Linked DNA regions of Homo sapiens: region 1 is linked to region 2. A link is a contact called in ENCODE Hi-C or POLR2A ChIA-PET data. All regions are on one chromosome and are shown on one strand. Each heading gives the region's core, a stretch centred on a gene start or an enhancer-like site at or near the end of the contact. The rest is flanking DNA. Distances are from core to core; before and after follow the strand shown. Region 1 has its middle 30 kb from the start of SIMALR. Region 2 has its middle 17 kb from the start of LINC03004.

Region 1 (5,372 bases), core at 1,547-4,046, 330 kb after region 2:
AATAAAAGGAAACCCTAATAACCATCTTTGGACATATGGTAAAAATGTTTAATGTTTCTTGTCTCTCATTTCTAGCAGACTTATAAAAAATAGATTTTTAATTGGTGTTATCAGATTAATTTCTAATAAACATTATTTTCTAAACTGAAGATTGCAAATTCCACTGCTTAGAGGGGCTAAGCAAATAATTAAGAGAAGAAAGAAGAGGGTAAAAGAATAGGGCATGATGTGGATACTGGTGAACTGGAAAATCCAGACCCCGTTCATGAGAATAACTCCTCCTTGGCTTCAGCCAAGAGTCGAGACTCAGGAATGTAGGCCTGATGTTGCCACATCTTTTTGTTCAAGAATGTTCAGAAATCCAAATTCTTCCCCCCGCAAACTTTCCAATTTTTAAAACTTGAGCCAAACAAAATACATTATTTTGGCCTTCCAATTGATGACCGCTGGGTTGTATTCAAGGCCCCTGCCCTCTGTTGTCAGCTTCCTTTTTTAGCCTGCATCACTCTCCTTTCTCAACATAGGTCTTCCTCTCCTTGTAGCCATCTTTATCTGATTAGTCAGTTCAGGCTTCTATAACAAATGATTGCAGACTGGTGGCTTCAAAACAAACATTTATTTATTGCAGTTCTAGAGGGTGGGAAGTCCAAGATCAATATGCTGGAGGATCTGGTGTCAGGTGACGGCCTGCATCCTGGTTTGCAGATGGCGGTCTTCTCATTGTATCCTCATATGGCAAAGAGTTGGAGCAGGGGGTGGAGGATGGTGCTAGCTCTTCTTATAAGAACACTAATCCCATAATGAAGGCTCCAACCTCCTGACATAATTACTTCGCAAATGCTCCCTCTCCCAATACCATTACATTAGGGCTACGGTTTCAAATATAAATTTTGGGGGGAACAAACATGCAGTTAATAATAAAACCCTATTCCGGCAGCACCCTTGTGCGGCCAGTGTTCCATTGAAGATTGCCGCTTTATGCCACAGAACCCATCTCATCCCATCTCTCCAATCCTCGGTTCTTTAAATACATACAGATCAAGACCCATCATATCCTCATAATTTCTCAGACCACTCTTATCTACAGCAATGCATCTTAACAATTTTTATGGCTTTTGGATTAAATCATCTATTGCCTTATGACATTGGACAACTTTCCTATGTACGTGTATTGTTTCCCCAACTAGATTGTAAGATTTTCAAGGGTTAGTGGCCAGTACTAGAGCACATACAGTTGTTGGTGTTAGAAAGATTGGGTTTTAATCTGGTTTTGCTATCTATTAATGTAACATTGAGTTAGTGATTAAACTTCTCTCAGCCTCAGTTTTTTTCTCTATAAAATGCAAATAATATTTCTCCATAGAGATGTTGCAAACTTTAAATGAAATGAATAGAACATGGACATCTTGATGAATAAGAAAAGTACCTGGCAATTAACAACGTAATTGTTTTTATTTCTGTAAAAATTCTTACTGCTTTTCATCCCCTGTGATGCTTTGTGTAAGTTTTTGCCCAACAGAATATTTATAATAAGCATATGTTGTTTTCTGATTCATATAAGAGAACGTTGTCTTTGCTACAATAAGGGCATTTTATGCCTGGATTTAATGTTTGGAAATCTCCAACATAGATTTGAAGAGCACACATATCTCTGATGATTCAATAACAATTTTGCCCATAAACAGGACAGTAAGACAGAGAAAACTTTCAGAATTTCCTTCATTCTTGTAATTAGAGTTTATCTAAAACACTGGTTCTCAAATGGAGGAAGAGGGGAGTTTGCTCCCCAGAGGACATTCAGCAATGTCTGGACACATTTTTGGATGTCACAACTGAAGGACGTTACTAGCACTGAGCGGATAGAGAGAGGCCAGGGATTCTGCTAAATATCCTACCATAAGAAGAACAGCTCCCTGCCCCCTAAAAAAAGAATTATTTGGCCCAAGATGTCATTATCGCCAAGGCTGAAAAACCGATCACCATTCCTAAGATCTCTCCCATCCCAGAACTCCCTGCTAAGTCAAATTAATTAGACTGAGGAGAGAGCAAGTTGGTGACGGACCTGAAGAATAGCCCACGTAAGTGGTGGCTGGTCAGTGCAGAGTCAAGCCGCCAGCTCTGGAAGATCTCTTCCCAGCTTGCAGACTTCTGGAAGCGCTGAACTGGAGGCAGCCTTCTCGTTTCCATCACAGGAAGCCATTGCTGTCAATGTGTGTCTGAATACCGTTTATTCCCTTCTTGAGTAATTTCACTTATTTCCCTACACAATGTAAACATGGAAACCAACATTAATGACCTCTTTGAAGGATATTGAAAAAAATCAGTTTTGAATGCAAGCTGGGAATTATGCTAATGTAAGACTTACTTAAAGGGACTAGAAAACTTTGTAAATGTAAATTCATTCTCATAGTTTCCCAAAGAGACAACTGCTTTCATAAGAAGGTCAAATGTCTGTCTTGCACTCACACATCGAGGCTGTGAATAAATGTGGTTATAGCACTGGTTTCCTCCCTCGGAAACTTCCTACATCAGCAGCTTGGTTCTTTTCTTTAGTTAAATATGATCTAGTTGGAGGTGAAGTGTTTTTCTTTTTGCTTTTACTTTCTTTTTAAATTGCTTTCCCTCCCTCAATTTCTCCAGCCCTTTTTTCATCTTTTACTTCATTGCTTTCTCTCATACTTTATTCCTTCCTTTCTTTACAGTTGTAGGAACAAGAAGAAAAATTCTCAGTTATGTTTGCTTTCCAGGCCTCTATTCATTAATACCTGGGCTTTAAAAGGTTTTTTTTCTCTTCTCTTTTATAACATCATGCTGCCATCCTGTGGCAAATTTAAATATTCAGCTAGTCAAAGAAATGCAGCGTTCAAAAATCACTTAAATACCTGAAAATACACAACCATGCAGTTGGAGCCTCAGTCGACCAAGAGTGGATGCCATCTAACATTGTGATTTAAATCCCAAGGCCCAAAGCTATATTTCTCTTTTCCCTGAAGGCTGTGATTTCTCCCAGGAAGGAGGCATACTTTATTTCCAAACTGAGTATAGAAAAATCCAAGTATAGAACAAATTTGGTACGTAGGCCTATGGCATGTTTGAGGTCCTGAGAAGGAACTTCTGTGGTTTTGAGTGTTTAGAGTGATTTTCTCTCAAGTCGCTGGTGCAGATTCAAGATCTGCTATATTAACATGAGGGAACTGCCCAGGTCAGTCGTGGCGTTGATGTCAACCTACATGAGTAGCCAAAAGTCAAATACTTTGGGAAAGACAGAACACAACACAAAAAAGTTAGGGTGATTATTTTTAAAGATCAAAATAGTATTTGCTCAATAAACAAAGCAAATGTCTATTCCATTCTTGTAGCGGGGGTGTGTATCCTCACAAAATGCACAGTTGATATTTAATAAAAGTTCTCAACCATCTGGATTCCTCAAATGATGCTAGACCTCAAACCCAGCAGGTCCAAGATGGAATTCATTCATCCACTTTCTCATTACCAGCCCCCACATATCACCACACTCACAAGTGTGCACTCACACTCACACACACACCCTATGTCAGGAAATGGCATTACCACCACCCAGCTCCTCAAAGCAAAACTCTAGGTGGCCTCCCTGAAACTACCCCCCACCCACCCCACAATCCAGCACTAAGTCCCTTTAACTTTGCCTCTTAATCTCCTCCTTCCTGTCCCCTTCATCCCAGCCTCATTGCTGTAACCCTAGTCCAAGTGACCAACATCTCTGGCCTAGTTTAGAAGCCTCCTTTCCCATCCTGCCTCCCTACACACACAGACACAAACATATGCACATACACACACACAGACATACACAACATAGTCTCCACACTGCAGCCAGAAGATCTCTTTAAAATACAGATCTGACCACGTTACTGTCTTTAAGTCCTTCAAGAGCCTCCCTTGTCCTCAGATTAAAGTCCAAAACCTCTACCCTGGCCCTGAATCCCTGTCTGCCTCCCCAGCCCCTTTTGCCCCATCTATATTTGGTTATTTAAAGCAATCTCTATTTTCCCTGTTACGAGAAGGTAGACGTTATGGACATTGTGTTTGCTACATAGTTAATGCATTGACTTAACCTACCTCTACACATAGCTTTGAGCAAACGTGAGAGAATAGAATATTAGCATGAGGAAGACAATTGGCTCACTGCCCCAGGTTCCAGGTAAGCACCAGACCCAGCCTGGGGCACTTGCTGAGGGTCCCTTAGCTGGTCTAATGGCAGACGTGGAATTAAAGTCCAGTTATTCCAACAACCAACTCTGAGCACTCTCTGTGGTATAAGGAGGGGTGGGACGGGTGTTTCCTTTGGCGCACATGTTGAAGTGAATAAGGGTTGGGGAATTGGGTGCAAGTCTGGTTCTCAGTGCTTTCATTAGCCTGAATCACCTGCTGTTTCCCTCTGCTTGCTTTCTTTTTGTTTGTTTGTTTGTTTGTTTGTTTGAGACAGAGTCTCACTCTGTTGCCAGACTGGAATGCAGGCTCACTGCAACCTCTGCCGCCTTGGTTCAAACGATTCCCCTGCCTCAGCCTCCCAAGTAGCTGGGATTACAGGCGCCCACCACCAAGCCCAGCTAATTTTTGTATTTTTAGTAGAGATGGGGTTTCACCCATGTTGGCCAGGCTGGTCTCAAATTCTTGACCTCAGGCGATCCACCCTCCCAAAGTGCTGGGAGGATTACAGGTGTGAGCCACCGCGCCCGGCTTGCTTGGCTTTTTAACTCTGAGTTCTGTGGCACTCTTTGTTTAGAAACCCTAAACAGTTCGATTCTATGATTGTGTCGTTTTAGGGTGACCATTACAGAGTGGTTTTGATATGCTCCAGAGAAAGGAAAGAGAAAGAAAACTAATGTTGTTATTCCCAGAGTTCACAGCCATTCTAAAACATTTGTTACTCTCCGCAGTCCAAAGATGAGGAAACTTCTTACTTCTCTGGACCAAAATATCCTCATCTTGGACTGGGGAGAGCAACAGATGTTTTTAGATACCAATCTTGATCTCCAGGGAGTGTGTGTCAGACCTCACAGATGGAATGAGGGGCTCTTAGGAGACATTGCGGGGAGTGGGAGACTATCTGATTTTTGCTATTGAATTTGGTCTTGGGAATTGGCTAAAAGCAGAATTTTCCATTCCCCATCACAGGCAGAAGCACAAACCATAAGCTGGACCAAAATTATACAAACTTTTGTTAGGATTCTAGAAACTCTGTACTATGCTAATTTTTGTTATCTGTATTATATTTGTTACTTGTCTTACATATTTGTGATAAGCAATAATTCCTTTAAAATCAAAAGGACCTAATGACTTATCTTCTGAGATGACTAGGAAGGGAGGGAACGTGGGGAAGGAGGGGACCTGGC
Region 2 (5,442 bases), core at 1,538-4,037:
CGGAGTAAGATAACATCTCATTGTGGCTTTGATGTGCATTTCTCTGACGATTAATGATGTTGAGCATTTCTTCATATGCCTTTTGGCCATTTGAAGCCTGTCTTCAAATTTGAAGCATTTGGCCATTTGAAGCATGTCTTCTTTTGAGAAATGTTCATTGTTTTACTTCGTCCACTTTTTAGTGGAATCATTTGTATTTCCTGTTGAGTTGTTTGGGTTCCTTGTTTATTCTGGACATTAGTGCCCTTTTGGATGAATAGTTTGCAACTATTTTCTCCTATTCAATGAGTTGTCTCTTCAACTGTTTACTGTTTCCTTTGCTGTGAAGAAGCTTTTAGGTTTAATATAGTCCCATTTGTATGTTTTTGTTTTTGTTGCTCATGCTTGAAATTTTAGTCATAAATTCTTTGCGTAGACCAATCCAGGAAAGTTTTCCTAAGGTTTCCATTGATGTGGAGTTGCGCGGACTGTTGGACCCCAGAGCAGGATGCAGTCTACTGGGAGTTGGGCTCCCAAAGCGGCACTGTGCTGCAGCTGCTTAGTGTGGACTCGGGGTGTGTGGGACCCAGCGGGAGCGCCCTCTTTGGAGCAATGCCATCGCACGGATTCCAGGCAGTTCCCTATGTTAGTCTCGGGGTCTCTGTGGGTCCAGGGGCTCTTCCGTGGCTAGGACTGCGGGAGTCCTCAGTGGGAATGTGGACCACTGGGGGTCAGTCACTTACCCTTCCCCTACTCTGGGGAGCCTGCCTGGGTTTTCAGCCAATCCCAGCCAAGTAGGCTACTTTGCTTCCCTCTCGTTTCTTGGCCTAGGTGTTTCCTGTCACTTTTCTGTTGAATTTTAGTGTTCTCTCTGAGGCAATCTATCCGAAGTATGGCTATCTCCTTGCTGTTTTGGTTCTTCTTTGTAAAGCGGGGTGAGTACTGAATGCCTCTAGTCAGCTGTCTTGAAGCTCCCTACATTGATCTTTTTTTTGTGTTGGGAACATTATCATTCTCTTCTAGCTATTTGGAAATATTTAATAAATTATTGCTGACTATAATTTTCTTCCTGTACTATTGAATACTAGAACTTATTTCTTTTATCTAACTGTATTTTTATACCCCTTAACCAACCTCTCTTTATTCCCTCCTCCCCTTCCCAGCCTCTGGTCACCACGATTCTACTTTCTACCTCCAGGAAATCCACTCTTTTAGCTCCTCCTTATGAGTAAGAACATGCAGTATTTGTCTTTCTGTGCCTGGCTTATTTCCATTAACATAATGACTTCCAGTTCCAGCCATGTTGCTACAAATAACAGGGTTTCTTTTTCTTATGTCTGAATAATATTCCATTGTGTGTGTGTGTGTGTGTGTGTGTGTGTGTGTCACACACAACATTTTCTTTATCTATTTATCCATTGATGGACATTTGGGTTGGTTCCATTCTTGGCTATTACAAATAATGCTTCAATAAACATGTGAGTGCAGATATTTCTTTAATGTACTTATATCCTTTCTTTCAGATATATACCCAGAAATAGGATTGCTAGATCATAGGGTAGTCCTATTTTTAGTTTTTTGAGGGACTTCCGTACTATTTTCCACAATGACTCTACTAATTTACATTCTCACAAACAGTGTACAAGCATTCCCCTTTCTCTGCATCTTCACCAGCATCTGTTGTTTTTGTCTTTTTGATAATAGCCATTCTAACAGGGGAAAGATGACTTTTCATCGTGGTTTGATTTGCATTTTCGTGATGATTAGTGATGTTGAGCATTTTTCAAAGACCCATTGCTCATGTCATGTGTATGTCTTCTTTCGGGAAACATCTATTCAGATCTTTTTGACCATTTTTAAATTGCATTATTGTTTTATTGCAATTGAGTTGTTTGAGTTGTAGTGTGTAGTGGTGATGAGTGAGGTCTTTGCAGTCCTGGACTTGGGGCCCGTTAGTCCAGAGGTCTGCCCCTAATTTGGCCACTTAGTTATTTCAGGTCTGGACAAGGAACGAAACCTGCTCCCATTTCCTCACTTGCAAAGTGAGAATAATATTAACGTTTACCTCACAAGGGGCAGTTGTGAGGATCAGATGAGATAATCCCTGCAAAATATATGATATGGTACCTAGGATGTAGCGCTATACCCAGCACATAACAAGTACTTAAAACTGTGGGCTATCATGTCTGAAGTGAAGCAGGAAAATTTGTAAAATCCCTTTTACAACCTCCAGAAAGAATATAAGAAGGAAAAAGAAAGACATTAGGAAGTGGGAAGAAGAGGGAGAGAAAAATGAGGAAGAAAAAATGATGGAATATTGTGTCACATTCCTTAAAAGATTCTGGCAGCAGAAATTTTTCAGGACACACACATTAAAGGAAAATACATCCCATTGAAACCACCCATTCACAGGGCTGAAAAAGAGCAAGTAGAAACCCTTCAAGTTTGACCTTTGAGCCACTGGAGAGAAACTGAGAAGGCTCTGCAGTCTGTATGTGTGCTGTGCTGCGACACGGACAGGACATGCCATCCTTCAAAAGGCAGTAAGGGCAGGACAGTGGGAGGTAAGAGTGAAGACTCCCACCTACTAACTGTGCAACCCAGGGCAGTGCCCTTAACCTTTGTGTGATCCAGTCTCATCCTATGTAAGATGGGATAGTAGCATCACTTTTTTTCCATAAGGTTACTGTGGTGGTCACATGATTTAATACATGCAGAAGGCTTAGAATGTTCCTGACACATAGTAAGTGCTCTACCATCGTGTTACTGTTGTTAAAGTTATTGGCGTGAGTAAAGGGTGACTGTGAGACCTGAAGTGAGTCACAGAGCTGTAGAGAGAGAACTGGAACGATTTGAAAGTCAAAGTATGTCTTTCTCTTTCTAAAAGTGTTTCTCTCTCTACACATGGATACCTGTCTTTCTATCTATAGAAGTGAGCATATATCTCTATCTATCCATCTATGTTGATGTATCTGTTTGTCTGTCTCTCTGTCTACTGAGAGATGTTACTTCTTTAGTGGTAACGTTGCCACCTAAGGACAAACAGGGGAGCACCTACAGGAAGGAGGAAGAAGAGGAGGAGGTAGAGGGGAATAAGAAATTGGATTTATTTTTCTTGCTGCAGTAAGGGAAAATACATGCCAAAGGACCAACGGAGTATCTCTGCAAGAGGGAGTTTGGGAATTCTGAGGAGGGATCCTGGAAGAGGGGGCTCCTCAGAGGTGGTCCAGAAGGTGGTCATTTCAGCTGTCTCCGTGATCTTAGTTCAGCAGTCAGGAGGAACAAAGTGGAGAATCATTGGTTAGAAAGTGGCCAGCACCTGGAAGATAACAGTGATGGTTTTTGCAGCTGTGGTATGGCCTCTGAGAAACACTGTGTACTTGGGTCTTTTCCATGTCCCATTGGAAGTGCTGCTTATGTTCTGTTAGAAACATCACGGAAAGACTGCTGATGGGGCTATTTACTTTCTCATTAAGGGAATTGTGTGTGTGTGTGTGTGTGTGTGTGTGTGTGTGTGTGTGTGTGATTCCACCTAAAAATAGGGGCCACATAAAGTTTTTACACCTGCTAAGCTAAACAATTCATATACTTTAGCTGCCAGGCAATTCTCTCAGCAAGATAAGATTGTTTTCGTTCCACAGATATAAAGTGCAAAGTTCAAGAACACACAGCTAATAAGCAGTTTGCCCTGATTCTAAACCAGAAAGGCCACATTCTCCCCTCTTCACTCTAGTTTGGCCTCTGCCAAGGTGTCTCCTTGGCCCAAGCTCAGTCACCTTTTTTTTTTTTTTTTTTTTTTTTTTTTTTTTTTTTTTTTTTATTGAGACAGGGTCTTACTCTGTCATCCAGGCTGAAGTGCAGTGGTGTGATCTAGGCTTATTGCAACCTTTGCCTCCCAGGCTCAAGCGATCCTCCCATCCCAGCCTCCCAAGCAGCTGAGACTGCCTCTGAGTGCCACCATGCCTGGCAAATTTTTGTATTTTTTGTAGAAATGGGGTTTTGCCATGTTGCCCAGGCTGGTCTTGAATTCCTAGGCTCAAGCAATCCAACCCACCTCGGCCTTCAGTCAATTTCATAGGGCTCCTTTGTGGTTATTAAACTATTCTAATAACTGCTCTCACTCTTGTGCTCTCTCTCTCTGTTCTCCCACCTTTCACATGTTTTAATAATGTGTACTCACTGGGACTGTACTCTAATATTTTTTAAAACTTGAAAAAAATTGCCATTTAAAAGTTATAAACCATTTCTGCCTGAGTTGAATTTACTTCCAGGGCAGACTCTCCCTTACCCCTTTTCATTTCCCCAAGATAGCCTCACAGCATAGATAAGTAAAAGTTCACCCACTGGGTATGAGTATGGGAACTGAAATGATCGCTAACCTGAACACAGGTGCCTTTGGGAAGTTACACTTCCTTACTGATGTCTCTGAGATGCCTGCCTGCCAGCCTCGGTGTTAAGCATTTTACATGTATTATATATTACTATCCTCATAGGTAACCTGTGATGTTGGAATTATTATTAATCTAAATGTACAGATAAGAAAAGGGAGAAAACAGCAGTTGACTGACTTGCTCAAGGTCACTCAGTAACAAAGAATGGAAGGAGGATTCAAACTCAGAGCCTCTTGATGCCTATCTATCTATCTATCTATACATATATATATATACACATATATATATGCACACAAACACATATACATAACTTAGTATATGTTATAATATATAGATATATATTATACCTATTATCTATCTCTCTACCTATGTGTGTTTACATATGCATATATACACGTGTATATATACACATATATAATTTAGTATATGTAATATATAGATTATATATTCTATCTATGTGTGTATACATAGGTATATATACATATATAACTTAGTACATATTCTAGTATAATATATAGATATATATTCTATCTACCTATCTAGGTGTGTATACATAAGTGTATATATACATGTGTATATATACACATATATAACAGTATATATAATTTATAGATTATATATTCTATCTATCTATCTATCTATCTATCTATCTATCTATCTATCTACCTGTCTATCTATCATCTCTGTCTCTCTCTCTCTATCCATCTATCTTTTAGCAGAATTTTGTCTCTGCAAAGTTCAGGATCAGCAATAGAGACCCTTAAGCTAACATGAAATATGTACAAGGCTGATGGCCACTTTACCCTGCAGGATGAGAGAGTGAAAAGGAGCTGGCCTTTTCAAAACGGCAGGAGAATAGCCTGAGGCTGGCTAATTTCGGCAATCAAGCTGGTGGCAGTTTATCTATAAACATGAGGCTATGAGGCCAGCATGCATGGGTTTTTTTTGTTGTTGTTGTTGTCAAAAAGATGCTTAAGGAAGAAAAGGGAGAAGGAGGAGGAGAAAGAAGTGAAAAAACAAACAATATTTACTAAAGCTGAACTTATGCATAGCCTATGACCTAGCAATTCTA

The links. A loop is a pair of places that touch in the nucleus more often than their neighbours do. ChIA-PET counts read pairs that join two places held with the same protein, here RNA polymerase II (POLR2A). Pooled maps may share reads with other maps.
Region 1: a map of PC-9 shows a loop between it and region 2 (6-fold over the local background). The contact joins two enhancer-like sites. A Hi-C loop is called at or near these places in 4 of 168 maps with a recorded cell type or tissue (CD4-positive, alpha-beta T cell, CD4-positive, alpha-beta memory T cell, PC-9 and 1 more), 1 of 37 single-sample maps with no recorded cell type and 12 of 50 pooled maps. POLR2A ChIA-PET finds 5 or more read pairs at or near these places in 3 of 52 experiments (GM12878, activated T-cell and naive thymus-derived CD8-positive, alpha-beta T cell).

Annotation. Positions count from the first base shown.
Region 1 is chr6:137,973,020-137,978,391 of GRCh38, forward strand. No RefSeq gene overlaps it. Among named protein-coding and RNA genes, the nearest start is that of SIMALR, 30 kb to the left of the region's middle. RefSeq lists an enhancer at 2,516-2,625. Within about 2 kb of position 2,797, at least 5 of the 41 ENCODE cell types and tissues checked have a DNase peak (open chromatin) inside an H3K27ac peak, as active enhancers do.
Region 2 is chr6:137,645,449-137,650,890 of GRCh38, forward strand. No RefSeq gene overlaps it. Among named protein-coding and RNA genes, the nearest start is that of LINC03004, 17 kb to the right of the region's middle. RefSeq lists silencers at 2,665-2,714, 2,735-2,824 and an enhancer at 5,278-5,442. Within about 2 kb of position 2,788, at least 3 of the 41 ENCODE cell types and tissues checked have a DNase peak (open chromatin) inside an H3K27ac peak, as active enhancers do.